3 separate regions of the Homo sapiens genome follow, and regions 2 and 3 are each linked to region 1. A link is a contact called in ENCODE Hi-C or POLR2A ChIA-PET data. All regions are on one chromosome and are shown on one strand. Each heading gives the region's core, a stretch centred on a gene start or an enhancer-like site at or near the end of the contact. The rest is flanking DNA. Distances are from core to core; before and after follow the strand shown. Region 1 has its middle 14 kb from the start of RNF187. Region 2 has its middle 130 kb from the start of LINC02815. Region 3 holds the start of TMEM78 (transmembrane protein 78).

What was found. Hi-C counts contacts between places; a loop is a spot of excess contacts on that map. ChIA-PET counts read pairs that join two places held with the same protein, here RNA polymerase II (POLR2A). Pooled maps may share reads with other maps.
Region 2: a pooled map shows a loop between it and region 1 (2.1-fold over the local background). The contact joins two enhancer-like sites. A Hi-C loop is called at or near these places in 2 of 37 single-sample maps with no recorded cell type and 4 of 50 pooled maps.
Region 3: a loop to region 1 is called in a map of CD8-positive, alpha-beta T cell, with 3 times the contacts of the local background. The contact joins the promoter of TMEM78 here to the enhancer-like site in region 1. A Hi-C loop is called at or near these places in 1 of 168 maps with a recorded cell type or tissue (CD8-positive, alpha-beta T cell) and 9 of 50 pooled maps. POLR2A ChIA-PET finds 5 or more read pairs at or near these places in 2 of 52 experiments (HEK293T and T-cell).

The regions. Positions count from the first base shown.
Region 1 is chr1:228,499,473-228,503,816 of GRCh38, reverse strand. No RefSeq gene overlaps it. Among named protein-coding and RNA genes, the nearest start is that of RNF187, 14 kb to the right of the region's middle. RefSeq lists a silencer at 2,624-2,713 and enhancers at 2,555-2,849, 2,814-2,913. Within about 2 kb of position 2,681, at least 6 of the 41 ENCODE cell types and tissues checked have a DNase peak (open chromatin) inside an H3K27ac peak, as active enhancers do; they include CD8-positive, alpha-beta T cell, where a contact is called at or near this core.
Region 2 is chr1:229,026,403-229,030,530 of GRCh38, reverse strand. No RefSeq gene overlaps it. Among named protein-coding and RNA genes, the nearest start is that of LINC02815, 130 kb to the left of the region's middle. RefSeq lists an enhancer at 2,270-3,007. Within about 2 kb of position 2,875, at least 7 of the 41 ENCODE cell types and tissues checked have a DNase peak (open chromatin) inside an H3K27ac peak, as active enhancers do.
Region 3 is chr1:229,247,184-229,251,335 of GRCh38, reverse strand. TMEM78 (transmembrane protein 78) reads right to left here and starts at 1,700. Exons shown (of 1, transcript NR_172940.1): 1 at 1-1,700. All of the region lies in intron 1 of LOC102723935 (a long non-coding RNA gene), which reads left to right.

The DNA of each region.
Region 1 (4,344 bases), core at 1,432-3,931:
TCATTCCCTCACTGAAGACATTTATGGGGCACCTCCCTATGCACCAGACAGGAAGGAAGGAATTACAGAAACAAAACCTCACAAATATATACAATTATTACGTGTTAATTAAAAATATATGTAAAGCAAAAATAAAATCCAGAGAAAAGGAAGGGGGAGCGTTTGGTGGTGTTGGGGCCAGGAACCTCCCCAGGTAGCCTATGGCATCACACAGTAAAGGGCAACCCCAGTGGCACATGGCCCACCCCGGGAGCCAGGGCTGCAGGTTCCCTCATCCCAAAAGTGCTCGCAGGGAGCCAGCTGCCTCTGTAGCTCCATTCACCTCTACTGCGCTATCTACTGCAGTTAATCCACTTCCTCGGTCCAGCCGCCACCCCCACATCTCTCTTAAGGGCACAGGGGTCCTCCAGTGGGCTTCAGTCCTGACTTTGCAGCCTCTAGCTGTGGGATGCGGGGCTGCTTAATGTCCCTGAGCCTCCATCTCCTCACCTATAACATGGATATATGACGCACATACACACTTCTCAACAGATGGCCTCCAAGAGGATTGAAGTTAAGACACCCCGCAGAGAGGACTAAATGGTAACCCTCCAAAATGACACTTCTGTGAATTTACAAAAGTGATCCAATTTGAAAAACAGGACTTCCTGTTTGCAGACTTGATTAGGAATCTTGGATTGAGATAATCCTGGATTTCAGGTGGGCCCTAAATCCAGTCACTGGGGTTACAATCTGAATGTTTGTGTCCCACTCTCCAAATTTATATATTGAAATCTTTACCCCCAAGGTGATGGTATTAGGAGGTGGGGCCTTTGGGAGGTGACTGGGTCATGAAAGTGGAGCCTCACAAATGGGATTAGTTTCCTTATGAGAGGGACCTGTCAATAGGGGAAAATGACGAGACAAGTCTCAATCACCTTAGAAAATGTATTTGCCAAAGTTAAGGATGAGCCTAGGAGACAGGTCTATGCCTTTCTCTAAAGATGATTTTGAGGGCTCAAAATTTACAGGGGAAAGGGCGGGATATAGATTAGACAAACCGCACTCTGGCACAGCCAATGAGGCTCCTGAGCTGCAAAGTCCTTCAGCCCATTGGTGGGTGCAGTATCCACAGCCCTGTGCTTGCCAGACAGCCTCTGCAGCTGTAGATAGCTCTGTGTTCAGTGACCCCACTCTCCTGCAGCAGAACGAGACTTGGGGACATCCTACCACCAACAGCAATTGGATGGGCAGTCTATCCACAGGTTTCCAAAAAGGTAAGCCCGGTTCTCAGGAATGGCAATAGCCTGTTGCCCTGCCCCCACTCTTCTGCACGTTGCATCTTGGAAGAAGTTGCATTTGCATTTAGGAATCAATCGTCAGCAAAATGGGCTCTTCCTGGAGTTCTCTGATCCATGCACACATACACACAACCTAGGGCACCACCATGTGCAAATCCCATGTGCACATCTCTTGTCAAGGGCACCCCATGTGCAGGCCCTTGTAGCAGAACAATTTTTACTCAGTTCAGTTACCACTGAGGCCTCCACCATATTCACCTTTCCACATCCTCAGCAGTGAGGACCTGTCACCACAGCAACCAATGGCTCTGTAACCATCCCATGCCTGTGCCCTCATGGAACCCTGTGGGCATCTCTTTGGCATAACAGCCCAGGGGTGGAACTGATGCAATACATAGTATCCCAGTCCATGTGGACAGCCTGGGCAGCTTAGAAACCACCAAAGTGTGCTGCTCACAGCTCTGGAGGCCGGAAGTCCAAGATCAAGCCACCAGCATATCCAGTGGCTGGTGAGGTCAATTCCTTGTTCATAGACAGCACCTTCTCACTGAGTCCTCACATGGTGTAAGAGATGAGGGAGTTCTCTGGGGTCCCTTTTATAAGGGCAGTAATCCCATTCATGAACTCATCACCTCCAAATGCTCCATGTCATAACACCATCATCTTGAAGGTGAGGATTTCAACGTACTAATGTGGAGGGTGGGACACCTTCAGACCACAGTGTGGGCATGCAAACTGCATAGTCCACAACTGAGCTGTTCCCAAGAACACCCCCCTGCCCTTGCACTCTGCTGCTGGGAAGTGACCTCAAAGCCCTTGGGATGCCATGCCTGACAGGAGGGTCTTTGTTTGCCTGGTGGCCTTGGGTCACACTGGACAGTCCCATAATGTGGTTTAGGGTAGGTTGGCTGCACTGAAGAGAACACTGTGACATGGGGGCGGGAGTCCCTGAGCCAAGTCCAGCGGCAGCAATGTGATGTGCGGTAGGGGCCCTTTGAGTCCTGCAGTTCGACTTCCTCTGAGGCTGGAGACTAAGACTGGCCATGTGGGAAGTCAGCTATCCCTAGGTGCTGGATGCCAGAAGAGACCCAGGATTCTAAGGCTGGGCAGTGTCCCTGGTTGGCAGAACTCCCCGTGCAGTCACACAGGGTGCCCGGAAGGTAGCACAGCCCAGACACCACGGGGACAGGACAGTCGAAGCTCTGTTACCTCTCCCGGACTCCCCCATGGGTTTCCTCCCTTGGCTGACTTAAAGTTGTCTCCGTTCCCCATAATAAACTGTAACGGAAAGCGTAGCAGCTTTCAGTGGGTTCTGGGGGCTTTTCTAGTGAGTTATAGAACCGGAGGTGGTTTTGGGAACAACTCACCCGACAGACATGCCGCTGGTGTGAGAAACAAGCCCGGTGTTGGGGACTGGCTCCCCCTAGCGTCCGGTTGGTCTAACTGCCTTTCATATACAGCCTATACCTCATGTTACTGCGCTTCGCATACTGCATTTGTTAAAAATTGAAGGTGGGTGGCAACCATGCGTTGAGCAAGCTGACCTGTGGCATTTTCGCAGCAGCATGTGCTCACTTGGTGTCTGTGTCTCATTTTGGTAACTCCTGCAATATTTCAAGCTTTTTTGTTATTGTTCCTTTTGTTCTGGTGATCTGTGATCAGGGATCTTTCATGTTACCGTTGAAATTCTTTAGGGATGCCAAGAACTGCGTCCATACAAGGCAGCAAACTTAATGGAAAAATGGCATGTACATCCTCACTGCTCGCCAGACCAGCCATTCCCCTGCCTCTCTCTCTCCCCCCAGGCCTCCCTATCCCCTGGCACACAACAATACTGAAATTGGGCCAATTAATGACCCTATAATGGCCCCTAAGTGTTGAAGTGAAAGGAAGAGTCACACACCTCTCACTTTAAGGCAAAGGCTAGAGATGATCAATCTTAGTGAGGAAGGCACATCCAAAGCAGAAAGATGCTACTTGTGCCAAAGTCAGCCAAGCTGTGAATGCAAAGGAGAAGTTCTTGAAGGAAACTGAAAGTACTCCAGTGAACACACGAATGATAAAAAAGCGAAAGTCTTATTGCAGATATGCAGAAAGTGTGCACGGTCTGAATAGAAAATCAAACCAGCCACAACATTTCCTTAATCCAAAGCCTAATCCAGAGCAAGATCCTCTCTTCAATTCTATGAAGGTTGAGAGAAGCGAGGAAGCTGCAGAAGAAAAGCTTGAAGCTGGCGGGGGTTGGTTCATGCGGTTTAAAAAAAGAAGCCATCACTGTAACATAAAAATGCAAGGAGAAGCAGCAAGAGCTGATGAAGGCGCTGCAGCAAGTTCTCCAGCAGATCCAGCTAAGATCACTGATGAAGGGGGCCACACTAACAACGGATTTTCAATGCACACAAAACAGCCTTCTATTAGAAGCAGATGCCATCCAGAACTCTCATAGCTAGAAAGAAGCCAATGCCTGGCTCCAAAGCTTCAAAGGACAGGGTGACTCTCTTGTTAGGGGCTCATGCAGCTAGCGACTTCAAATTAAAGCCAATGCTCATTCACCAATTACAACAATTCTAAGGCCCTTAGGAATTATGTTCAATCTACTCTACCTGTGCTGTATAAATGAAACAACAAAGCCTACATGACAGCACATCTGTTTACTGCATGGTTTACTATTTTAAGTCCATTAAAATATTAAAATAGCCATTAACACAACATTCAAGTCTTATTAACTTTCAAGTTAACTTCCATAATTAACTTTCAAGTCTTATTATTTAAGACATTTCATAAGGCTACAGCTGCCTTAGACAATGATTCCTCTGATGGATCTGGGAGAAAATTTTTAAAAACCTGCTGGAAAGGATTCACCATTCTAGATGCCTTAAGAACATTCATGATTCATGGGAGGAGGTCAAAACAGCAACATGAACAGGAGTTTGGAAGATGTTGATTCCAGCCCTCATGGATGACTCTGAGCGATCCCGGACTTCAGGGGAGGAAGTCACTGCAGATGTGGTGGAAACAGCAAGAGAACGAGAATTGGAAGTGGAGCCTGGAGATGGGACTGAAT
Region 2 (4,128 bases), core at 1,626-4,125, 530 kb before region 1:
CTGAGGGCAGTTAGGGATAACTGCATTTAGGCTGGGAACGTAATGCCATTCCTACTGCAGTTTGAAATTTGTGGGCTGGCATGGAAAGCCATTGCATGGGGCCTCTCACACAGCACTCAATAAACTCTAACAAACCTCATGATAACCTGTTTCTACATGTGGGACCATTTGTATCTTTCAAAGATCTTCCATGGAACTCTCTGGAAATACTAAAATAGAGATCTTTGTAAGGGCCACTGCACTTTAGTCTGGGCAACATAGCAAGATCCCATCTCAAATAATAATAATAATAATAATAATAGTAGAGGTCTTAGAATCTGAGAGTGGAATTCCAACCCTGGCTCTGTCATGGCACAGTGTGACTATATCACACACAGCTGCTCTGGGTCCTGCTTTTAAGATGTGTACAATGAGTGGCTTGCCTAGCGTTGCTGGTTTTCTAATAAACCCTGACCACACAGAGGTGCCTGGGGAGGAGGAAGGGAGGGAGAGCTCTGTGCTGTCCTTCCAGCTCCTACAGAAGAATCTGTCTTAGTCAGGCCTCCCCATAAGATTTCATTTGAAAGAAAGTTTTGCACTTAGAAAGTAAAGCTCAAAAGCCACAGGACTAGGAGAGAACCAAGACCTTCCCAGCTCTAACATTCTGGAACTGAGCGCCAGAGCCTGGCATGTGACAAGCTGGCATTGCATTCCCCTCAAAGATGTCACTTAGGAAAAAGCTGACTCACTCATAGGAGTTAAATGGATTCTTCTAAGGGAAGACAAGACCAGTAGCTAACTCATTACTGAGCAGGCTCAATAACACTGATTGTCAAAGGAGCACGTCTACTGGTCGCAAAGTGCCATATGGCTGATTGCGTCTAATAAAATGAGCTCATGTTGAATTGACAATCTGTATATGTCTCTGTTGTCCCCAAAAAGACAGCTGAAAATGATTGAGGGCTGCAAGTATTTGGTGACTGCACCATGGATACAGTAATTTAACTCAGCTGTCACTAAGCTTGTGCCAGATTTGGCCTAGCAGACATTTTTGTGTTGATGGGGCGTGTTTCTTGGTGTGTCTCACTACAGGTGATGGGGTCAGTCCCAGCTGAGGGGTCCACATGGACTCCCCAGCAGGGGCAGTGTATGGCTGTGAGAGCTGCTCACACATCTCTAAGTCCTCATCCATTCCTTCTGTTCCCACGCCCTGCCCATCTCCTCCCACCAGATACAGTGCCAGGTGGGGAAGGCAAGTGAGGACGGTGGGGAGGGGGGTGCAGTGGCAAAGGCCCCCCAACACAGTCTGCTTTGTGACTTGTGGCTGGAGGACTCCACCTAGCACCTTCCTTCTGAGCTGAGCTCCAGCCTGGGCCCCAGTTGCCCCGAGTCCTGGTTAGAGTTCAGAGCTGCAGCTCAGGGTGGTAGCTGCAAGCCCCATGCGGCTACTGAGCACTCTAAATGTGGCAATTCCAAACTGACACTGAATTTCAAGCCCTTGGTACTAGAAAAAGAGACTATAAAAATCTTACAAATTTTATACGATTACATGTTGGAATGATAATGATTTTTATATACAAAGTATATTGCTAAAGTTAATTTCACCTGTTTCTTTTTATTATTATTACTTCTTAGTTAGCCACTAGAAAATGTAAGATGACGTGTGTGGCTCACATTATAATTCTGTTGGGCGCCACTGATCTAGAAAGAATTCGATTTGTAAAGGGGCCCAGATGGACCATTTCAGGGGATTCGGCAAGTGTTTGCCGAGCACCTTCTGTGTGCAGCTCATCTGCCGCACAGATGGCTGTCTGAGCTGCTGGGGGAGGTGGGAGGTGGGGTCGGAGCAGGGAGCTGCCCCATTGGAGGAGCGTGGGGAGCAGTGCCCATCCCTGAGCTGAACCACGGACATCTTCCTCAGGAAGCACTTTGAGTATCTGGGCCCAGCACAGCCCGGAACCCTCCCAGTACCTCTAAGGTTACAAGTAATTGTCTAAGGCCTACGTTATTCCTGCACACCCAAACACAGCCCTCAGCATCTCATGGGAAAAGAGAGCCTTATCTCCAAGATGCACTTTGAAGTTTAAAAATAAAAGTGGGGGTGACCAGTGCAGTGCTGGTTGGCCTCAGCCCATGATGGGGGCTTGGGAGAGTTTTCTTCTCTTTCTTCTCTTCCTCCCTCCCCTTCCTCCCTTCCATTCTCCTCTCCTTCCTTCCTTTCATCCTTTCCTTCATTCCTTCCTTCCTCCCTCCCCTTCCTTCCTTCCATCCTCCTCTCCTCTCCTCTCCTCTCCTCTCCTCTCCTCTCCTCTCCTCCCCTCCCCTCCCCTCCCCTCCCCTCCCCTCCCCTCCCCTCTCCTCTCCTTCCCTGCCTCCCTCCCTTTGATGCTTAAGACTCAGCACAGGAAGAGAGAGCTCCTAGGAACATGAAAGCTGAAGATAAACCCCAAAGCCTCCTTTGTCTTCCCTTAATCTGCTTTAAGCTCCCACCAGCTCAAGCCTAATTGAGTTAGTTCTTGAGTGAAAGGGAGCTTTGGTGATGTTAAACTGTTATTTAATCACAAGTGGCAGGTGGGATGTGGGGCAAAGGGCAGGAAAAGTGGGTCTGTGGGAACGTAGAGCTGAGCAAAGCCTTCCTTCCTCCCCTCGCATCAGGGAAGGCCCGCGATGCCCTTTCATTAGTATTTCAGCCAGTGTTTTCCAAATTGCTGACCATAAACCGTTAGGGGATTGGGAAATCAGTTTCGTGGATTTCAACGAGCATTGTTGAAATGTGGGGGGTGGTGCGGCCTGGGAAGAGTAGAACAGAAAGTAACAGAAGGCTTTGCAGGTAGTGAAAGGAAGTATTGCTTCCTGAAACTTTTGACTTAGATGTGAGTCAGCTGTGTGTGCATGTGCACTTAATTGCAACAGAAAATGCACTTTTTGCTGTGGGTCATGAGCAAAAAAGTTTGAAAGCTTCTCTCTGATGCTCCTAGAAATAGAGTCCCTTCTGTGCGTGGGTCAGGAGAAATGATAAGCAACAGAGGATGGGGAACAGGAATCCTTGGCTGTGTGATAGAAAAGGCTGTGGGGAGGTGCGAGGTGGGAGGTGGGAGAAGCAGCAGGGTCTGAGTGCCCGGGCCTGGGCAGCCTGTTAAACTTCATGGCCCCATGGTCTGTTTGCTTCTGCACCTGCAGCAGGGAGCAGAGGCCAGGCCCCAGGGGGCACGTGGCTCCACATTCTGAAAATCAAATTAGTGGACAAGGGAATGGAAGGCCTCTTTGAGGGGCTCTGTGCCACATGTATTCACCTGGGATCGGGGAAGGAAGGATGACAATGGAGAGAGTGTTCTGGGAGGAAATTCAGTTCTCACCTGAGTAGACTGTCTGTGGGGGGCTTTGCAGATGCTCAGCGTTGCAGAAGATGACGTTTCTATTTCCACTGTTAAAGAACCCGTCTTGGCCAGGCGCAGTGGCTCACACCTATAATCCCAGCACTTTGGGAGGCCGAGGTGGGTGGATCACGAGATCAGGAGTTTGAGACCAGCCTGGCCAATGTGGTGAAACCCTGTCTCTACTAAAAATACAAAAAATTAGCAGGGTGTGGTGGCACACGCCTGTAATCCCAGCTACTCGGGAGGCTGAGGAAGGAGAATCACTTGAATCCAGGAGGCGGAGGTTGCAGTGAGCTGAGATCGTGCCATTGCACTCCAGCCTGGGCGACAGAGCAAGACTCCATCTCGAGAAGAAGAAGAAGAAAAAAGGAACCCCTCTTATTCTTTCGCCATTCGTATTTTATGTGTATAACAGTCAATATTATGATGAGCACTGGGATTCATACTAACTCATTCTATTGCTAAAACAATTTTTTCACTGAGCTTTTTCTTTTGGTGCCTCTTAAATAATCTCACTATTAAGCCAAAAAAATCAGAAAGTGAGCTATTTGGGAAAAAACAAGCACAAAGATGAACTCAACCCTGGTTGAAATATAGCCCTGGGGAAGGGAACTACTTGATCTCCCAAAGCACAAAGATCGGCGACTTTGTAGCACTTTGAGTGTCTGGGCCTGGCAGGCAGCTCTGAATGTTCCTGTTGCCTCTAAGGTTACAAATGATTGTCTAAGGCCTATGTTACACCTTCATACCCATGTACGACACTCAGCCTCTC
Region 3 (4,152 bases), core at 451-2,950, 750 kb before region 1:
GGAGCGCTTAATTAGATCTAACAAGGTCTCTTTTGTCCTTGTGCTTTGGAGTGTCTTCAGGCTTTCCCTGGATAATGATAGCCAAAAGTATTCAGAGTTTTAGAAAACCTAAAACCTAAAACCTTCAAAAGGGCAATGTTGAGAAATAAAGAAATGAATTATTCCATTGTTAAGCAACTCATGTCTGAGTAAGAGAAAACTTGAATTTATGGTGGTTAAAGTATATGTGAGATATTAAAAACAAAAGAGAGAGAGAAAGAAAAAAAACCCAGAAAGCCATTTTTTGATCCTCAAGAGATCAGATGAAGTTTCTATGTGAAGCATTGAGAGATCTTTATTTTATGATAAGGCTAAATGCCAGATTGTCAAAAAAAGGGTCAAATATAAACTTCTTTGCATAATACGTAAATCCATTAATAATCTGACCCTTTCTTTTCCAATCTCCTCTACTAGCAACCTCCAGTATATTCTGGTTACCCTGCTCCAAAAATGCTCTAAACATGCCATGCCTGTGTACTACTTCCCCATGGTTTATTCTCCCTCTCCATTTCTGGCCAACTCCTACTCATCCTTTAAAACTCAGCTTGAATGTCATCTCCTCTACAAAGCAGGTGGTTGTAGTCACCTCTATTAGTGTTCCCATCTTTTGTATATACTTCCTATGATTCTGATCACATTCTGCTTAATATCTTATCACATCCTGTCATGTATATGCTCATCTCCTCTAGCAGTCAGTTTTTTAAGGGCAGTAAACCTGGGTGCTTTTTTGTTTTTTGCAGTCCCAGTCCCAGCAGTGCTGAGCAACAGAAGAGATAAACACCACAGTTTTTAGGAAGTTCAGTTGCATAAGAGATGACAGTAGAGGCCCCTGCATGTCTATTGCAGACAATTACTTACGGGCTCACAAAAGAATATTCTCTGGTTTTGCCCAGTGGGATGCACTGTCCTACAAAGGCTGAAGATTTTGGGGAGGCAACAGACACACCAAACAGACTTCCTTTTCTATATCTTTCAGTTGCTGACACTATTAAGAAATAGAGACTGGGCATGGTGGCTCACACGTGTAATCCCAACACTTTGGGAGGCCGAGGTGGAGGATTGCTTATGACCAGGAGTTTGAGACCAGCTGGGCAACATAGTGAGACCCCATCTCTACCACATACACACACACACACACACACACACGCAAATTAGCTGGGCGTGGTGGCAAGCCCCTGTAGTCCCAGCTACTCAGGAGGCTGAGGTGGGAGGATCACTTGAGCCTGGGATGTTGAGGCTGCAGTGAATCATGATTGCACCATCGCATTCTAGCCTGGGAGACAGAGCAAGACCTTGTCTCAGGAAGGAAGGAAGGAAGGAAGGGGAGAGAGAGAGAGAAAGAAAGAAAGAAGGAAAGAAAGGAAGAAAGAGAGAAAGAGAGAGAGGAAGGAAGGAAAGAAAGAAAGAAAAGGAAGTAGAGAAAGAAAGGAAGGCAGGCAGGCAGGCAGGAAGGAGGAATTCCCTTCTGATTTGGTAGGAATTAGAAGATTCCTCTACTCTATCATTGTCATTGTAAAACATCTCTAGAGTAGTTGTTTGAGGCACACAAACTCCTTTCCAACATGATATTACAATACCCAGATTTCTGGTGTCAAGCCACATGTCAGTATGAACGGTCCTGCACAGATGACGTGTTCAACTTTCATGGTTGTCTCTACCTTCCATTCCAGCCTGCTCCGCCTCCTGGATTTTCCAGAAACCTCTGGCTTCTCCCTTCTTCCTCAGGGGTGTGTGGCTCTCTGGTGGGGAATTATCAACCAACATAGTGGGAGATGCTGAAGCCCGAGCGATGAGCAAAGTGAACACAGAGCACTGGGAAGCTGAGGTGCAGATGCACGAAGGGAAGAAGCTGGGAAGAAGCTGGAGGAAAGGAGTGAAGGAAATAGGATGATGGAGCCAAAACTGGGACTAGGGAGGCCAGACCTGGGAAAGAAGGTGGGAGCTGAAGTGGGGATCCTGAGGATGTTAACTGAAAAACCACGAGATCTATAAGCAACTCTTTAACCGAAAGGAGAGACTCTGCTGGTAGAAGTTTACCTGTTGGGGGTGACTCAGGCAGAGCTAAGCTAGCCCTGCAATGACTCCAAATGATCCTGCAAGGTGGGGGCAGACACAGGAGAGGAAAACAGCCCCATCCTGGCCTGCTGGTCAAAGCACACACGTGTGCTCTCTTCTCTCCCTCCCTCTCTGCTCTGTCTCTCTCTCTCCCTCCTTTTCTCTCTGTTTCTGTCTTTCTCTCTCTGTACCTTGGCAGCTAACCTGGCATTCTGAACTCCACCCCCAACCCTGTCGGTGCCTCTTTTGACCCTGAGTAGCTCTTTTCTCTCTTTCCCTACTTCCTACTTCTTACCACTGCCTGGAGAGGTTATTCTTAGCCACTTGCTGAACAGTTACTTGTTTCATTTAAACAAACAAAAAAGAAACAAAACCTGCCTAATGTGGCAGTAGACTTGAATTTAAAGAAAATGTATTTCAAACTGGGAAGAAGAGAAAAATTTTTTCTTAAATGCAACTTATTTTCATTGATTCTGAAAGCAATACATATTTATTGTAGAGAGAAATTGGATTGTACAGAGAAGCACAAAGAATAAAATTATAGTTATCCATTATTCCATGGTCAGAGATAACTGGAATTAACATAAGGATATTGCTTTGGCTTGAATGTTTGTGTCTTTTCCAAAATTCATGCTGAGGCCGGGCGCGGTGGCTCACCCCTGTAATCCCAGCACTTTGTGAGGCTGAGGCAGGTGGATTGCCTGAGCTCAGGAGTTCTAGACCAGCCTGGCCAACATGGTGAAACCCCAACTCTACTAAAAATACAAAAAATTAGCCAGGCGTGGCGGTGCATGCCTGTAATCCCAGCTACTCAGGAGGCTGAGGCACAAGAATCGTTTGAACCTGGGAGGCGGAGGTTGCAGTGAGCTGAGATTGCACCACTGCACTCCAGCCTGGGTGACAGAACGAGACTCTGTCACAAACAAACAAACAAAACCAAAATTCGAGTTGAAAGATAATCCCCAATGTAACAGTATTAAGAAAGAGGTGAGGTCTTTAGGAGGTGATTAGACCGTGAGGACTCTGCTCGCATGATTGGATTAATGCCTCATAAAAGGACTTGAGGGAGCCAGTTCAGCCCCTTCTTCTCTTCCACCAAGTGAAGACTCAGGGTTTGTCTTCTCCCTCAGCAACAGGGTGCCATCACAGAAGCAGAGAGCAGCCCTCAGCAGACATCAGACATGCTGGTGCCTTGATCTTGGGCTTCCCAGTCTCCACAACTGTGACAAATACACTTCTATTGTTGATAAATTACCCAGTCTGTGATATTTTGTTACAGCAGCACAGACTAAAACAGAAATATATGCTTTTTAGCCTTCTACACACACACACACACACACACACACACACACATTATTGGGATATAGTGTATGTATTGTTTCATAATCTACTTCTTTCACATGAACACTTTATGGTGAATGTTTTTCCATGCTAATATTTTTTCCATAAAGATATTTTAAATCATGACATAGTATTCTATTTGAACATATCAAAACATTTAATCTACTATTATTGGACATTTAAGATATTTCAAAAAAAATTTTCTTTTTGCTACTAGCAATAGATTTGTCTTTTTTTTTTTTTTTCTTGAGACAGGGTCTCACTCTGTCACCCAGGCTGGAGTGCAGTGGTGTGATTTTGGCTCACTGCAACCTCCACTTCTGGGGTTCAAGTGATCCTCCCCCCTCAGCCTCCTGAGTAGCAGGGACTACAGGCACACACCGCCACACTCAACTAAGTTTTGTATTATTATTATTTTAGTAGAGACGGGGTTTCACCATGTTGCCCAGGCTGGTCTCAAACTACTGGGCTCAAGCAATCCACCCACCTCAGCCTTCCAAAGTGCTGGGATTACAGGCACGAGCCACCATGCCCGACCACTAGGTTTGTCTTGAACAATCTGGTACTGAAATCTTTACCCACATCCATGGCTATTTTCTTAGCATAAATGTCTAGACATAGAATAGCTGGATTAGAGGGATGTGCATCTTAAATTCCTGGTACATAGAGCCAAATTAGCCTTCAGAAAGCTTATGCTAATTTTCCTGTCAGCAATGC